2 separate regions of the Homo sapiens genome follow, and region 1 is linked to region 2. Evidence: read pairs that join two places in POLR2A ChIA-PET (ENCODE). Cell type or tissue: A673. All regions are shown on one strand. Links, peaks and the distances in the headings refer to the core of each region. The heading gives the core; the rest is flanking DNA. Region 1 has its middle 40 kb from the start of TNKS1BP1. Region 2 overlaps LOC105369309 (a long non-coding RNA gene).

Region 1 (5,373 bases), core at 150-5,149, 64 kb after region 2:
TTCTGCCCGGCTCACCAGCAATCAGAGTTTAAGGTTATCTCTCTTGTTCCCTAAACATTGCTGTTATCTTGTTCTTTTTTCAAGGTGCCCAGATTTCATATTGTTTAAACACACATGCTCTACAACTTGTGCAGTTAACACAATTATCACAGGGTCCTGAGGCGACATATATCCTCCTCGGCTTACGAGATGACAGGATTAAGAGACTAAAGTAAAGACAGGCATAGGAAATCACAAGGGTATTGATTGGGGAAGTGATAAGTGTCCATGAAATCTTCACAATTTAGAGACTGCAGTAAAGACAGGCATAAGAAATTATAAAAGTATTAATTTGGGGAACTAATAAATGTCCATGAAATCTTCACAATCCACGTTCTTCTGCCAGTCCCTCCATTTGGGGTCCCTGACTTCCTGCAACAAGATCTGGTTGTTTAAGAGTCTGAGACCTCCCTCTTCTCTCTTACACTCTCACCATGTGACACACCTGCGCCCCCTTTGCCTTCCTCCATGATTGTAAGCTTCCTGAGGCCCTCACCAGGAGCAGAGCCAGTGCCATGCTTCCTGTACAGCCTGCAGAACTGTGAGCCAACTAAACCTCTTGTCTTTATAAATTACCCAGTCTCAAGGAATACTTATTCTTTGATAGCAACGCAAAAACAGACTAATACAAAAAAATTGGTACCAAGGAGTGGGGCATTGCTATAAAGATACCTGAAGATGTGGAAGTAGATTTTGAACTGGGTAACAGTTAGAGGTTAGAAGAGTTTGGAGAGTTCAGAAGAAGACAGGAAGATGAGGGAAAGTTTGAAACTTCTTAGAAACTGGTTAAAGGGTTGTGACCAGAATGCTGATAGAAATATGGACAATGAAGTCCAGGCTGATGAGGTCTCAGATAAAAATGAGCAACTTAATGGAGAATGCAGGTCAACAAAGGTCACCCATGTTACACCTTAGCAAAGAGCTTGGCTGCTTTGTGTTCAGGCCCTAGGGATCTGTGGGAGTTTGAACTTCAGAGTGATGACTTAGGGTATCTGGCAGAAGAAATTTCTAAGCAGCAAAGCATTCAAGATGTGGTATGTCTGCTTCTAATAACCTACAATCAAATACAGAGACAAAGAAATGACTTATGTTTGGAACTTGTATTTAAAAGGGAAGCAGAGCATAAAAATTTGGAAAATTTGCAGCCTGCCCATGTGGTAAAGAAAGAAAAAGCATTTTCAGAGGAGGAATACAAGCAGGCCGCAAAGCAACCACTTGCTAGAGAGATTAGTGTGACTAAAAAAGGATCCAAGTGCTAATAAGCAAGACAATGGGAAAAAGGGCCTTGAAGGCATTTTAGAAATCTTCTAGGTAGCCCCTCCCATCACAGGCCCAGAAACCTAGGAGGAAAGAACAGTTTCAGGAGCCACTCCCAGGGCACCTGCTGCCCTGCACAGCCTCAGGACACTGTTTCCTGATTCAGGCCTACTCTGGCTACGGCCTTGGCTCAAAGGGGCCCAGGTACAGCTCAATCTGCCACTCTAGAGGGCTCATGCTGTAAGCCTTAGTGGCTTCCACATAATGTTAAGCCTGTAGGTGTGCAGAATGCAAGAGTGAAGGAGGCTTGGTAGCTCCACCTATATTTCAGAGAATGCATGGAAAGGCTTAGGAGCCCAGGCAGAAGCCTCCTGCAGGGGTGGACCCCACCACAGAGATGTTCTACTAGGGCAGTGCAAAGGGAAAGTGCGGGGTTGGAGCCTCCACACGAAGTCCCCACTAGAGCACTACCCAGTGGAGCTGTAAGAAAGGGGCCACCACTCTTCAGACCCCACAATGGTACAGCCAACAGCAGCTTGCATCCTGAGCCTGGAAAAGCCTCAGGCACTCAACTCCAGTCCCTGAGAGTGGCCATGGGGGTTGTACCCTGCAAAACCACAAGGGCAGACTTTCCAAAGGCCTTAGAGTCCCACCCTTCCATAAGTGTGCTCTGGATGTGGGACATGGTATCAAAGGAGACTATTTTGGAGCTTTAAGATTTAATAACTGATCTGCTGGGTTTCAGATTTGTATGGGGCCTACTGCCCCTTTCTTCTGGCTGATTTTTCCCTTTTGGAATGAGAATATTTACCCAATGCTGGTACCACCATTGTATCTTGAAAGTAAATAACTTCTTTTGATTTTACAGGCTGATAGGTAGAAGGAGTGAGTCTCAGATAAAACTTAAAACTTTGGACTTGATGCTGGAACGAGTTAACACTTTGGAAGACTGTTGCGAAGGAATGATTGTATCTTGCAATGTGAGAAGAACATGAGATTTAGAGGGCCAGGGGCGGAATGATATGGTTTGGATGTTTGTCCCTTCCAAATCTCATGTTGAAATGTGACCTCCAATGTTGGAGATGGTGCCTGGTGGGAGGCAATTTGATTATGGGGGCGAATTCCTCATGAATGACTCAGCATTATCCCCTTGGTAATGAGTGAGTTCTCTCTCCACCAGTTCATGCGAGATCTGATTTTTTTTTTTTTTTTTTTTGAGACAGAGTCTTGCTCTGTCACCCAGACTGGAGTGCAATGGTGCAATCTCAGCTCACTGCAACCTCCGCCTACCAGATTCAAGCAATTCTCTGCCTCAGCCTCCCGAGTAGCTGGGATTACAGGTGCCCACCATCACACCCAGCTAATTTTTGTATTTTTAGTACAGACAGGATTTCACCATCTTGGCCAGGCTGGTCTTGAACTCCTGACCTCATGATCCACGCACCTCGGCCTCCCAAAGTGCTGGGATTACAGGGGTGAGCCACCATGCCCTGCCAGATCTGATTGTTTATTGTTTAAAAGAGTCTACGACTTCCCTCTTCTCTCGTTCTTGCTCTTGCTTTTGCTCTGTGATGCACCTGCTCCCCCTTTGCTTTCCTCCATGATTGTAAGCTTCCTGAGGCCCTCACCAGGAGCAGATGCCAGTGCCATACTTCCTCTGCAGCCTACAGAACCATGAGCCAATTAAACCTCTTTTCTTCATAAATTACCTAGCTTCAGGTATTTCTTTTTAGTGATGAAGGAACAGACTATATGGAAGGGAAGGATAATGCCTTTGGTAGGCACATCTCTTGAGGACTGTGTGCTTGGGACTGTGTTAAGAAATTTACTTGCACATGCCAGAAACTATCTGTCCTGCCCAAATATTCCATGTGCCCACCTCTTCAGGAGACTCTGATGGAAAGGCAACAGTCTACAGGAAAAATCACACCCTTACTAGAAGATGCCTTTTGCTTTAGAGGGAAATGGGGCAGACAATTTACAACTGGCCTAAAGTGAATAAGAGAAGCTCTGAAGACAGGACCAGAGGATGAGGCCAAGGCAGGGCTGTACATCAGCCAGTAGACTTACTGTGGAACAGCCACCCAGTGAGAAGGCTAAACTTACCCTTCCCAAGTCCAGCCACTTCTCACCCTGTGTTCCAGTTACTACTGTGACATAACAAATTACCCCACAATTTAGCATCTTAAAATAACCATTTTTATTATGCACCTTTATTCTGTGGGTCAGGAACTTGGGCAGGGCATGGGGTGAAGAAGATGACCAGAGGGATGACTTGTATCTGTTCCATAATCTGGGGCCTCAACCAGAAAGACCCGAAGGCAAGGAATGATTTGATGGCTAGGGTTGTAGTTATCTGGGGCCATTTTGCTCATATGATGGGAGACTCAAAGGCTGGGATTAACAACAGAGCACCTACATGTGGTCTCTCCCTGCAGCTTGGCTTCTTCAATGCATGATGGCCTTAGAGTACTGAGACTTCCTACTTAGTGGCCCAGTGCTCCAAGCACCAGTATTCCAGCTACTAAGGCAGAGGAATGTCAAGGAATTAAGGAATTTGGAGGCCATGTTTTAAAGCCTTCACACCCTGCCTTCCAGGAAGGAGCCAAGCTCAAGGGCATACGCAAAAGAGACTGCAGAGGATCTTCCCCTATCCGGGGACCTATTTCCTGCAGAATCCAATGGCAGAATCTCCCAGGCATAATGATAAGCAAAAGAAGACAGGTGCAAAAGAGTGCTAACTGTGTGATTCCATTTATGCAGCATTCAAGGAAAGACAAAACTAAGTTCAGAATAGCAGTTACCTGCAGGTGGGGTGCAAAGGGGCACAAGGGAGGGAGCTTTCTAGGCTTCTGGCATGTTCTTTATATTAACACATTTGTTACACAAGTGTATTCATATGTAAAAAATTAATCAACTCCTACACTTAAAAGTCATGCACTGGTGACACTATGGATTTTCTACTTCAATAAAAATTTTGTAAAGGAATTATCCTCAAGAGGAGAGGAGAGGGGGAACAAAAGAATTATCCTATCCAGTCAGAGCACCTCACTCTCCATCCCTTCCCCTAGCCAGATTTACATGCCCTAGAAAAGCAGACTCCCAGGCCTCCCCGCTCTGGCTAGTCAATGGCTTGTGGATGCAGCATTTTAGGGGAGGTGTTTCCAGCCCCTCCTCTGCCCTTCTGCCCAGACTTCCTTCTCCGTTTTAGAATCCAAAAGTGCTGGAAGGTGCCAGGACTATCATGGTTTCATTTCATACCCTTATTTTATGGAGGAGGAAAGCAGGAAGGGGAGTGGTGGAGGGACTGGAATGTGCAGCCAGGGAGGCAGGTAAGGCCCGGACTCCTCTGACGGCCAAGGCAGAACTACAGTCTTAGGGTCTTTCTCTTCCTCTCAGTGAGGCAGAGCCCTCCATTGCCTGTAAGACTGCTTAGCATGGGCTCTGTGCATCCATGTCTATCCAAATGGGAGTTTCTGGAAGGCAGGAAGGTTTCTCACTTGATAAGATTCCGGGACCCACCTAGCTGGGTGGGGATTTTCCACAGGGCCTAGGCAGAGGGATAATGCTAGCCACTCCTTGGGGCATGGCTCTGATCACAGACCCTGGGGGCTGTGGGCCTGAGAGATTTCACCCCTCCCAGAATTACCAGAAACGGGGTGGGAAGCTGAGATGCTTTTGCTTTCCAATGAAACTCCCAAGGCTCAAACCAGAAGCCAGCATCTTAAGTCCTAAAATGTGAAGCCCCAACAATCAAGCCTTTTCCTGATCTGGCTTTGCCCATCCCCCTACCACCCCCTGTCTTTTGCAGTCAGCTTCTATTATGGACTGAATGGTGTTCCCCCAAAATTCATATGTTGAAGTCCTGACCCCCCAGTGCCTCAGAATGTGACTATATTTGGAGACTGGGTCATTAAAGAGGTTAAGTTAAAATGAGTCCCTTAGAATGGTCCCTAATCCAGTCTGACTGGTGTCCTTATAAGAAGAGGAAATTTGGACACACGGACACACCAGGGATGTTCAGAGGAGGCAGGGCAAGAAGTCAGCCATCTGCAAGCCAAGGAAAGAGACCTCAGA
Region 2 (5,373 bases), core at 210-5,209:
GGTGATGGGTGCACCAAAATCTCAGAAATCACCACTAAAGGACTCATTCATGTAACCAAACACCACCTGTTCCCCCAAAAACCTATTAAAATAAAAAAGAAGTTTCAGGAATCTCTATCACACTCTGTAAGGCAGCTTCCAAAGCTTCCTTCTCCTGGAACCAGATCTGGGTCTGTGCATGACTGAGGTGTCAGGCAGGACAGCCTCACTCTAGGACACTTCTGATGGCAACAGTTAGCCACGTTTCAGCATCCAAAAAAAGAGAATTCACCGGACTTCCCAGCAATTTTAGGAAAGGAAGGCAAGAGATTTCGAGACACTAGGTAAATTTTTGACATTCCATTAGATAGATAGGTGGATAGGTAGAGAGAGAGAGAGTATGAATACAGATTGAGAGTTTTCATGCCACAAGTTTCATGTCAATTAAAAATAATCCAGTGGGACTCAGGAGCACGGCATGGTGAAACTTGCACGGATTTTACAATTAGGCAAACCCAGCTCTGAATCCTGGCATGGCCGTGTACTGATCACATGACCTTGAGCAAATTGCCTAACATTTCCTGAGCTTCAGTTACTTCTGCAAAAATGAGATGATAATACTTCCTTTTACAAAGTTATTCAAAGGATTTGGGATTGTTTATGTAAAACACCTAACAGTGTGCTGAGAGTGGCAGATGTCCACCAACCAGATACATCCCCAGGCTGAACGGAGGCCAAGAAGCACTTCACCCATTCCATCCTTATCTCTCAAAGTCCAGGGCAGTTCCAAATAAAAGGCAGATATTTTCACCAACCAAAGCAGCTGCTCTGGCTTTCCCGGAACAGGCCTCTGCCTCAGAGCCCTTCATTGACCACCCATGTTTCCATGGTTGAACGTTTACAGGAGAACATTCAGCCTCCCCTTGTGGTTCATGGAGCCCTTAAATCCCCCTCCAGCCTCACCTCCTGTCATTCCCCTCTCCCACTCACACACCTCCAGCCAGACACTCAGTGCACCATTCACCAGACACAGTATTCCGTGGCTTTGATCACACAGTTCCCATTTCCTGAAGTGTCCTCCTAGCCCTCCACCTAAAGAACTCCCTGTCATCATTAGGAGCCCAACCTAAATCCATCAAGCGGAATTAACCGCTACCTTCTCTGTGATCCCATCACACTTTACAATGAATGGAGAAGAGGAGGGGTGGGGGCAAGGTGCACAACTTGCTAAGTGCCCACTATGCGCCACTAGCAACTCCACAGACTCTAACCACCACATGAGTTAAGCCTTATTATCCCCACTTTGCAGATAGGAAAACTAGTTCACAGAGCCCAGCGTATGATCCTGAGGTCAAAAGGCTCCAAGGCCCCTTTCCCCTACTTACTATACTCCATGGACACATGGACATGGTCCTGTCTGTCTCCCACACTAGACTGAGTTTTCTGTAAACAGAGTTCATATTTTCATCATCTCTGAAACCTCACGGCCCCCTCGGCTCAGGCTCAAGCCCAGTCCCTGACACCTAGCAAGCCCCACTAACATTCAGCATGCATAGGGAGCTGCTGGGTCATCTGTCTATTTATTATAGAGACTGGATGGAAAGAATTCTGGATCACTGAGGAAGAGCATTTCCAGGTTGAATGTCTCAGCTTTCTTCATGGACACCAGTTCGCTGGTGGGAGGCTTTAACCTTGACAACCATCCACTTTCGGGGGCTTGAAGAAAGATTTCCTGTATATATTTTAACTGCATTCATTTTAAAGGGAACTCTAAATTTTTAATACAAAAAGCCCAAGTGTACTGTGATCTCTGAGCTGGCTATCACACTTCGTAAAGATAGGCCATGGGACCAGGAAGGACCGCAGCTCAGCCAGGACTGCGCAACTTGGGGCAGCTTTCCCAAATTCTAGGAACCAAGGTCCAAGGAAACCAACAACCTTGTGGCCAACCTTTGCACATCTGTGGCACACAAGGTTTTTTTAAGCAGACTCACTATGTTTGAGGATCTTCCCACAATCTGAGCACCACTTTCCAAGTTAGAAGCTAGAATTCACTTTCCCAGATTCCTTTGCCACTAATGCTAGCATTGACCTGGGCTCCACCATTCACCAAGTGTGAAAATTCACTTTGAAAGAAAACCACCTGAGGATCCAGGAGCTGCATGAAGCCGATTTTCTGTCTAAGGAGGGAAAGTAGCAGAGAATCTTCAAAGTCTCAGAGACAGCTGCAGTGAGAGTTCTGGAGATCCAGTCCCAGACAGAACTTCACGGTGCAAGCAGAGAAGTCCCTACTAGAGACAGATAATTCTCAGATGATTCCTTCCTGCAGCCCAATGCTCCAGAGATTCTGTGAGCTCCCTGAGTTCCTTTATCAAATTCATTTTCTGCATAAATAGCTGAGAGGGGTACTGTTTACATCTTGTATTGTAAAGAGGGGTATTGTTTACATCTAAGATCCCCGAAGGATGCAAACCTCATGCCTGCCAGCCTAACAAAATCAAACCTCATCGGACTGAATAGACCTCACAGCAATATCTGACTCCCCACCTAAACTGGGATCTCATGTGCCTGGAACATGCTGAGTAGAAAATAAATATGTGCTGAAATACAATGAAGAAAAGCCACAAGACTCCTTGTTCACAGGTTGAATCTTGGACTCTGAGACCCTGCACCGAAGAAGGAAAAGGACAGTTCCCATCCCATATGCTAAATAAGTCTCTGCAGTGCAGTGGGCTGTCTTTGTGACTCACAAGCTGGTTCTGAAAATCTTCTTTCGGAAGGAGTTTCCAGAAATGGTTGGAACAATGGCAGCATCACTAGAAAGAAGTCTCTCACCTCCCACAGAAGCAACTTTGAGGGACAACATATTTTTGAATTTGCAATTTTGGAGTGTTTGCTAAAACATCACTTCCATTATAGGGTGTCACAGAAAGCACTGAGTCTCAGGAGAGCAGAGTTTAGTTCCAGTTCTGCCCCCAACCTACAGTGTGTCTGAATTATTTCCTCCTTCTTTGGGCCTCAGTTTCCCTGTCTGTAAAATGAGAAGGTTGATCTTTGCTCCCCATTGCCTCTTTCAGGCTCTTTCTCCTTCAAAAAGCTGATTCCTTTGACACCTATGCCATTCAACCAGGGTGTCCAGGCACAGCTGTACAGGTTATACAAGTAGGTTGCATCCTGGCCAAGGAAGCCCACCTGAGAGGTAAGTAGAATCCAGCCCACATCCCCACAGGCGTCACCCTTGGGTGGGCCCGCTTCCACTGGAGAAAGACTACTTTTTCCTAATTTGTACAAAGGCATCATATGAGCTAGCCAAGGCCCCAATTTCAGCTATTTTATACCCTTGCCCTCCTCCTTACTGGGGTCATTCTACTCACCTCTTAATCATCCTTCCTCCTTCACTGAAGACTTTAGGTCCTGGTTACAATCATGTTCACTGCCCTCTTCCTACAATAATTCTCAAAACTTCAATATCTGTATGTGCAACTCAACGAGCCACTTGGTCTTGTTCTTTGATGTTTTCTACCCCACCAACCTTTGTCCTCACTCCACTGCAGCCACCCACTCAACAGCCACACCATAGACCATGACATGGCCAGAAATCTCTATTTCCAAATCCTTCTATTTGGCCTTCATTTCCAGTAATTCTAGCTCATTTGCTCTGGTACCCTTCATCCCCACACTTCTGGCCCCTTATCTTGACCACTAACCCATTGATCTCACCACACACCCACCCTCCAGCAGCCACTTCCTGCCTTTGTTTCCTTCCTTACATAAATTAGATTCCATTGTCCTTCTTTATAATTACTCTCACAAACAATCCCAACGCCCTGGAGCCTCTCTCCTCTGTCACAATCCCTTTGCAAAACTCCAACATGTGCTTATTACCTTCTCTGTGCCTTTGCTGCAGCATCTAAATGTTGCCAGAGAACTTCACACAACCTGGCTAAGTGATTTCACTTTAAATTCATGGACACAAATCTCAAGTGGAAAATTGGAGCTGGAAGCTTCCCTAGGAATTTTTGTTTTTTCGTTGCCCAAGATAACATTTTATCCCCCTAAAACTTTCTAGACCCCTTTCCCTACCCCATGCTCAGCAGATGATCTCATTTTACAATTCACTTAGAAATGGGAGGTTACAAAGCCAGGACTTCCTGATCTTCCCACCACCAAACTCTACCAACTTATCTGCTTCTTAATCCATCCTCTCCTACGTCCTTTCTAGTGCACTGAATAAAATGTCCTCTCTTCCTAGGAAAGGCTGACCCTCCCACATGTGCTCCTGCCTGCATCCCTTCTGTCTTTCTTGAAGGCTTTTCTCCTCCAGTCATCTCTTCTCCACAAAAGCATCAGTCTCTTCATGGCTCATTCTTGCCCTCACCCTCACTTATAGTTTTGGTCTTTCTTAGATTGTTACTAGCACACAAACATGCCCTTGTATCTTTAATTTTTTAAAGCCCTTCTCTAGCTATTGCCCATTTCTCTCCTTACCTTCCCAGCAAAACTGTTATTGTTTTGGGGTGTTTGTTTGTTTGTTTGTTTGTTTGTTTGAAACAGAAACTGGCTGTGTTTCCCAGGCTGGAGTGTAGTGACACAATCTTGGCTCACTGCAATTTCCACCTCCCAGGTCCAAGCTATTCTCCTGCCTCAGCCTCCTGAGTAGCTGGGATTACAGGTGCACACCACCACACCCACCTAATTTTTGTATTTTTAGTAGAGATGGGGTTTCACCATGTTGGCCAGGCTGGTTTCAAACTCCTGACCTCAAGTGATCTGTCTACCTTGGCCTCCCAAAGTGGCAAAACTGTTGAAAAGAGTTGTTTTCACAAGCATTCTCCAATCCTCCTATCCACTCGTCAGCTCTCTGCAGTCTGTCTTCTACTGTCTGTCTTCTACAAACACAACCTGTAGTCTATCTTCTATGAACACAATTCACTGTAACCCCTGACCCATGTCACCAAAGACCTCTGTGTCACCAAATCCAGTGGATCGTTTTCTGGTTTCCTCTTATCTGACCTCTCTGTAGGATTCTTCACAGTTCCATCTCTATGATGTTCAGATTTTTATCATCAGTCCAGACCTCTCTTCCATTACATATCAAACTGCCTTCTCAACATCCGCACTTGAATGTCTTATTAACATCTCAGGAATGATATGGTGATGTAGCCAAAACCTAAGCTATTCTTTCTCCAGCCTTCCCTATCTCACTAATTGGTATCACCCTCTTCCCAGTTGCTCAAGTCAGAAAGTTTGGATAATTCCTTCTTTCTCACCCCCTCATCCACCCACTCACTCAAACCCAGGCGATCAGAAGTCCTATTCATTCTGCATCAAAAATATAGCTCAAACCTGCCTCTCTTCTCAGTTGCTGTGGATACCACCCTAATGTGACCCACC

The links. Peaks named below come from ENCODE experiments on the same cell type or tissue, not always from the same donor. Only the 100,000 strongest peaks of a DNase experiment are listed, where the experiment ranks them.
Region 1: POLR2A ChIA-PET joins it to region 2 with 8 read pairs; 4 of 35 experiments call an interaction of 5 or more read pairs at or near these places.

The regions. Positions count from the first base shown.
Region 1 is chr11:57,282,411-57,287,783 of GRCh38, forward strand. No RefSeq gene overlaps it. Among named protein-coding and RNA genes, the nearest start is that of TNKS1BP1, 40 kb to the right of the region's middle. RefSeq lists an enhancer at 1,359-2,243. In A673, for the core only: no CTCF peak of the experiment used is centred there; a DNase peak (open chromatin) is centred at 2,441.
Region 2 is chr11:57,218,688-57,224,060 of GRCh38, forward strand. The region is part of intron 2 of LOC105369309 (a long non-coding RNA gene); the gene reads right to left. Among named protein-coding and RNA genes, the nearest start is that of APLNR, 16 kb to the right of the region's middle. In A673, for the core only: no CTCF peak of the experiment used is centred there; no DNase peak of the experiment used is centred there.